Regions from separate parts of the Homo sapiens genome. Here region 1 is linked to region 2. Evidence: chromatin contacts called from ENCODE Hi-C or POLR2A ChIA-PET data. All regions are on one chromosome and are shown on one strand. Each heading gives the region's core, a stretch centred on a gene start or an enhancer-like site at or near the end of the contact. The rest is flanking DNA. Distances are from core to core; before and after follow the strand shown.

Evidence for each region. A loop is a pair of places that touch in the nucleus more often than their neighbours do. ChIA-PET counts read pairs that join two places held with the same protein, here RNA polymerase II (POLR2A). Pooled maps may share reads with other maps.
Region 1: a loop to region 2 is called in a map of heart right ventricle, with 2.5 times the contacts of the local background. The contact joins the enhancer-like site here to the promoter of SH2D7 in region 2. A Hi-C loop is called at or near these places in 8 of 168 maps with a recorded cell type or tissue (B cell, CD8-positive, alpha-beta T cell, GM12878 and 5 more), 17 of 37 single-sample maps with no recorded cell type and 13 of 50 pooled maps. POLR2A ChIA-PET finds 5 or more read pairs at or near these places in 17 of 52 experiments (A549, AG04449, AG04450 and 14 more).

What each region holds. Positions count from the first base shown.
Region 1 is chr15:78,050,663-78,053,501 of GRCh38, reverse strand. All of the region lies in intron 2 of TBC1D2B (TBC1 domain family member 2B), which reads left to right. Among named protein-coding and RNA genes, the nearest start is that of TBC1D2B, 26 kb to the left of the region's middle. Within about 2 kb of position 1,286, at least 18 of the 41 ENCODE cell types and tissues checked have a DNase peak (open chromatin) inside an H3K27ac peak, as active enhancers do; they include CD4-positive, alpha-beta T cell, CD8-positive, alpha-beta T cell, OCI-LY7 and 3 more, where a contact is called at or near this core.
Region 2 is chr15:78,091,182-78,093,980 of GRCh38, reverse strand. SH2D7 (SH2 domain containing 7) reads right to left here and starts at 1,420. Exons shown (of 6, transcript NM_001101404.2): 1 at 1,221-1,420. The coding sequence starts at 1,396.

The DNA of each region.
Region 1 (2,839 bases), core at 37-2,536, 40 kb after region 2:
TAGAAAGAACAGAACAACAATTATTTGCTGCCCATCCTACCCCATTGCAAAGACTGTGGAGATGGGACTGTTTTTTGGCCCCCACTCTTCATACAGGGAAAATAACACATCCAGAAAAACAAACAAACAAACAAAACAGCCTCCTGAGCTCTGAAGTAAGGTCTAAAAAGCCCAGGCCATTGTATTAGTATTTTTGGAAGACACACGGAGCGTACATTAAAAGGAGTAGACAACAGTAAGGACTAGTTCTAACAGTTTCATAAAGAGATTTCTTCACTTCCTAAAACCCGTGGGACCCTCTGCTCAGCAGAACACAGGGCTGCATCCGAGTTGCCTGTCCCACCAAGGATGGTGTTGGCACGTGTGGCTGATTTACTCCAGAAACAAAGGCATTCTTAGATGAATTTTTCGTCTCCAAATTTGTCAGTCTTGTTTTTACTTGTCCCAGTATTTTTCAGCAGGTTAACCCTCTTATCAGTGATAAATTACTATATATGCTTTGTACCTATTAATATGTTTTCTGTGAGAGTTTTTGAGTCACTTTCACGACTGTCTTAGCGCTCTGACTATTCCAGGTTCTGAGATCATGCCTTTATTTTCAACTTTATGCGCCCTTATGTTTCGTTCAGAGTCGAGTCACTGTTAACTGAGTTGTTTTGAAAGCCACTCTTATAGTGCTTTTCACTCAAAAGGAGCTCCTAACTGAGTGTCTCAGTCACTTGGAACATTTGGAAACCCTGTGGGAACAGGCAGGGTTCATGAGCATAGCCAGTGCCTTTGGCACAGGAGGTGCTTGATTTGCCTCAGTTCCTTTGTTCTGAGGGCACCAAGTGCTTCTTTCTAGCAAAGACTCAGGGATATTAAACCGAAAGGAGGACAAAGAAGTAGTGCCTAGCCCTATAGTCTCTTTATAACAGCTGTCCTTCCTCCTTCTAAGCCAAAATGCTGTGATTGGAGAGCCAGAGAAAACATCTGAAGCCCATATTTGTTTCTCCTCCTTTGATATGGGGACTCCAGGTATGGAATTTAGCATTTGAGTAAATGCCACCTGACATTTACTCATTCATTCAGCAAAGTCGGCACTCAAGATGAGCTTTGTCCCTCTCCTCACAGAATTTCTAGTCAAGCAGGGTGGTTGTGCAGAGAAAAAATGAGAGAAATGTGAGGGAAGGGTGCATGCTGGTACCATGGGCTGTAAGTGGGCTGTGCATAGTTTCTGGCAGTTAGGGCCTCTCTGAGGAAGTGCATCTAAGCCAAGGCCTGGAGGATGGCCAGGAACTAGCTAGGTAGAGAGGAGGGGAGTCAGATGACAGGGCTGAACTGCAGTGCCTTCCCAGAGCTGCAGTCAGGATGGCTACTGGCTGGAAGCAGTTGTGGGGAGTGAGCTGAACCTGGGGGCACACCTGGGACCCAGAGCCAGAGCTGGGGGAGAGCCTAGACTGCTGGTCTTGGGATTTTGGACTTTAACCTAAGAGCAGTGGAGTGCCTTTGAAGATTTTATAGATAGAAATGACTGTAACATTAGACTTCTATTAATTTTTAGATAGCTTCGAAGAACAAGGAATGAAACTTTGGGCCCCAGAGCAGTATGTGAGGCTATAATGGTTCAGGAAGTCAAAAAATCTAAAGCAGGAAGTCAAGAAGAAAAGGCTGTATTTTAGCCCCTTTTGTTTTATCGTCAGAGATAAAATCTGGTTCAAAGATAAATTGTGATGTGTTATATGGCAGTGCTCTGTGAAGTTTCTAAAGCCATGCTTGTTGTTATCTGCTCAGCTTAGCCTACTCTAGTAAGAATTAAAGAAGAATGTTTTTATAACTGATTTGCATTAAAAATAAAACTTTTCCTAGTATTGTCTCGTAGTCACCCAGTTGTTTGGAACATTTTGATTTGTAGTCTAGTGGGCATCACCCATCAGGACCCTCCTAGCACCTAAAGTCAATATGGAGAAAGATATAGGGGATTAACGTTTTGCACTGATAGCTAGTTGTATATCTTAGAAGGCAGCTCTACCTGGTGGAAGAAGCCCTGTGGGCCTGTGAGTCTTGGGGATATTTACTAGTTGTCAGACTCTAAGTAAGTCACGTATCCTGTAGTACAGGGTTAGGAAACTGTGGCTCTGGGAATTGAAGTTTGTTCACCCCTCTTCATAGTTGTTATAAAGATCAAATGGGAAACTGCATTGTTAAGTGTAAAGAGCCATATGTATGTGTATATACACATATATATTGTATACATATATATGAGATGATATCATTTTGAAAGGGTTAGCATTATGTTTAGTTGTAATTAACAGGAAACCTTACTAATAAGGACTTACACATAGGGAGTAATTTGTCTCACATGATAAGCAGTTTGTGGCTGGCATAGCTACTCACTAGTGCCACTGAAGGGCCCAAGCTGTCTCTGACTCTGTATTTTCCATTGCTAGAGTGTATTAGCTTTCCTGCTCATGCTAGCTGCCCCTGGGGGTGGCACTTACATCAAAAGGAGAATGCTTTCCCAGAAACCTGTGGCTTATGCATCATTGGCTGGAACTGTCATATGGCCATTCCTAGCTGGAAGGAGTCTGGGAAGCCAAGTATTTTAGCTGAGCATATGGCCACGATCAAAACCAAGGTCTATAAGTAAGGAAAAGCTGGATTGAATATTCATTAAGGAGCCAGCACTGTCACATAGTTGCTTACATTAATTTTTTTTCTAGAATCTGTGTTGAGTAAGAGACTTTCCTGTGTGATTGGAACTTGCAGCTTTATTATTAGTCAGTATCTGTTCTGTCTGCCCTCTATTTTGTAGCCTGCCCTCTGAAGGCATGCCATGCCTCAAATACCATTCTACATT
Region 2 (2,799 bases), core at 171-2,670:
CCACTCAGACCTGTGGATGGGTCTGTGGCCTGTCAGGGTTCAGCATGTGGCCTATCTGAGCCCAAATGATTAAGTTCAAGACTGTCTGGGGCTGGGTCAGGGTCTGAAGCCATATGCAACCCCCCCAACTCCCCACTGCAGCCTCACTAGCAGGCACATTGGTTGCTGACCCTGGCCACCCACTCTCCACCTGGATGGTTGTGTAGCAAGAATAAATCCACACAGCTGGAGATGTTGAGGTTTAGTGGGGAGTCCCTCCCTCAGAACCACTGTGTACAGTGCTGCAGGATGTGCACTACACACAAGCTTCTGCAGGGAGAAGATGCTGCTGTGTCTGAAGCAGCTAAAAGGGACTCATTCCTCTTCCTGTCCCCTTCAATCCCAGGCAGTTACAGAGATTTTCCACATGGTGCCAAATACTTTGGAGGCATGAAGAAAAGTTCCAGCTGTCTTGTGGTTTGGCAGTACACAGACCAGATATGTATTCCCTCACTCACTTACTCACCAAATACCGAGCGCCTGTTCTACGCAGCTAAATCATTTGCAGGACCAGGTGCTAAATGAAAACATGGGGCCCCTGGTTCAAAACGATTTAGAGTTTCCAGACAGTGACAGCAGAGCATTAAACCAAATGTGGAGCCCTTTTGACCCTGTGCTGCTGCACGAGTCAGTGACCATAAAGCTGGCCCTGGCTCTGTGCAGGTGCTGTGCCAGGACCTAAGGACTGGCTGGATTTGCCATTCCTTCATCAGGTGTTTTGGCTGCTTGGAGACCCAGCCCAAATAGAAAGCCAAACCTGTATCTTGGCCTTTATACCTAGGATAACCATGCATCCAGGTTTGCCTGGGATGGCCCCATTTATGACGGTTCTCCTAGCTTAGTTACTAATAGTGTTCCGGTTTGGACGATAAAAGATATGGTCCCCTAGTTACTCATCAAGTCAGGGCCTGGCCCTCTTTCTGTCCTCTGGCAGCCTGGCAGCCCCAGCCATCCTCAACTTGTACTAAAGTAGAGGCCGTTGCCCTCCCCGACTCTGCCTACAGAAGCCACCACCAGAGGATGTGGCGCTCCTCAGTCTGTTCCCCTGCCCCCCGCCTCCAAGGGCCCCTGCCTAGCCCAGGGAAAGGATGGGAACCAGTCTGATCCAGAGTTCCCAGACCATTTTCTCAGCCCCAAGGGGCTGTGGGCTATGAGGGACCTGTGGGTAGAAGCAGCCTTACTTGCGGGTGATGAATCCATGAAACCAGGGAGGCAGGGCACCGTTCTGCAGAATGAAGGGGGCCTGTGTCTCCATGAACCACTTCAGGGCAAGCTCCTGGAGCTCAGCCAGGGCCTGGCTGTCCCCTGCCCCCTCAGGATCTCTCCCCAGGCTGAGCTGCTTTAGGCTGTCCTCCATGCTGGCAGGCACCAGAGTGGAAGCAGAGCGCAGCCAGTGCACATGCCTCTATATCTGCGTGTGCTCTGGCTCATTTGCCTGAGCCCGTGCCCTACCCAAGGGCCCATAGCACACAGCAGCCCCATTGTCACCTCTGGGCTGGTGGCTGGTTCTCTCCTCTGATGCTTTGGGGTGGGGCACCTTGGCTGGCTGCAGACATGGGGGAACAATCACCGTAGCAGCCTGAGAGGGGTAGGGAAGGCCCTCCGTGGCTTCCTGGCCAGCAGATAAGCTACCTCACTGGGTTTGGCCCTGTTCCCCACAACCTCCTGTCTTTGTCACAACTAAAGATCAGACCCTGGCAAAAGTCCACAGCACTGCCCCTGGGAGCAAAGCAGTGGATTTAAATTCTAGGTATCCTTCCTTCGTGGAGGCTATTTTTATTTTGATGGAGAAGTTCTGTGCTAACCAAGTCTTCCATCCACTCAAGATTTATTGAGTCCTTACTGTGTGCCATGTAAATCTGGGCCCTGGGAATAAAGCAGTGAATAAAACAGCACTTTGCCCTCATGGCACATACATTCTAGAGGGAGACAAACAAATATATGTGTAGAATATAGAGTCAAATGGAATAAGCACTCCAAGACAAAGGCAGAAGAACAAGAGAGCACATGGGCTGCATTATGCAGACACAGAGTCAGGGGTCGGGGTCAGCCTTGTCCAGGAGGTGACACTGAACAGTGAAGGAGGAAGCCAAGCATGTACCTAGGGGAGTAGACTCTTGTCAGCAGGGGGAAAGCATGTGCAAAGACGAAGAGGTGGGACTTTGTTGCAGATTTTGAAGAAAAAACAGAAGCTCATGTCGTTTTAACAGAGAGGGGACTTTGGAGTAGATGGGTCCCCTGGAAAGGCAGGGATAGGCCTGTGGTAGGAAGCTTTGGAGCAGTTAGGGCAATGGGACCATTTGTTCACACAAACATCCCTGAGTATCTAATGTGTTTCTGAGTTTCCTAGCAGAAATCCAGGCCGGGTGGATGGTAAGGCAGCAGATGGTGCAGTCAGCCTCAAGGATCTTGGTGATACTCCCACTTCCACCACACACTGATGTGAGACCACCCTGGGCAAGTAGCTGGGACTGACGTGGGGTCTCAAGAAACTTACTAAATTGTTGCAGAGAACTCAATTTCCTCATCTGTAAAATGGGCATGAGGCAAAGCTATTTTCTAGACTCTAGGGTCATTATGAGGACTAAGTGAGAGGGCATAATGGTTGATAATGAAGGGGCATTTATATAAGTTCAAAAATAGGATGCAGGTACTGTTACAATATGACTGAAGTGATTTGTTGTCATTTCCCCTGCTTAAAGCCCTTGATATATAACTATCTCTGTCTAACTCATTCTGAAGTAAGACAGAGATGCTTGG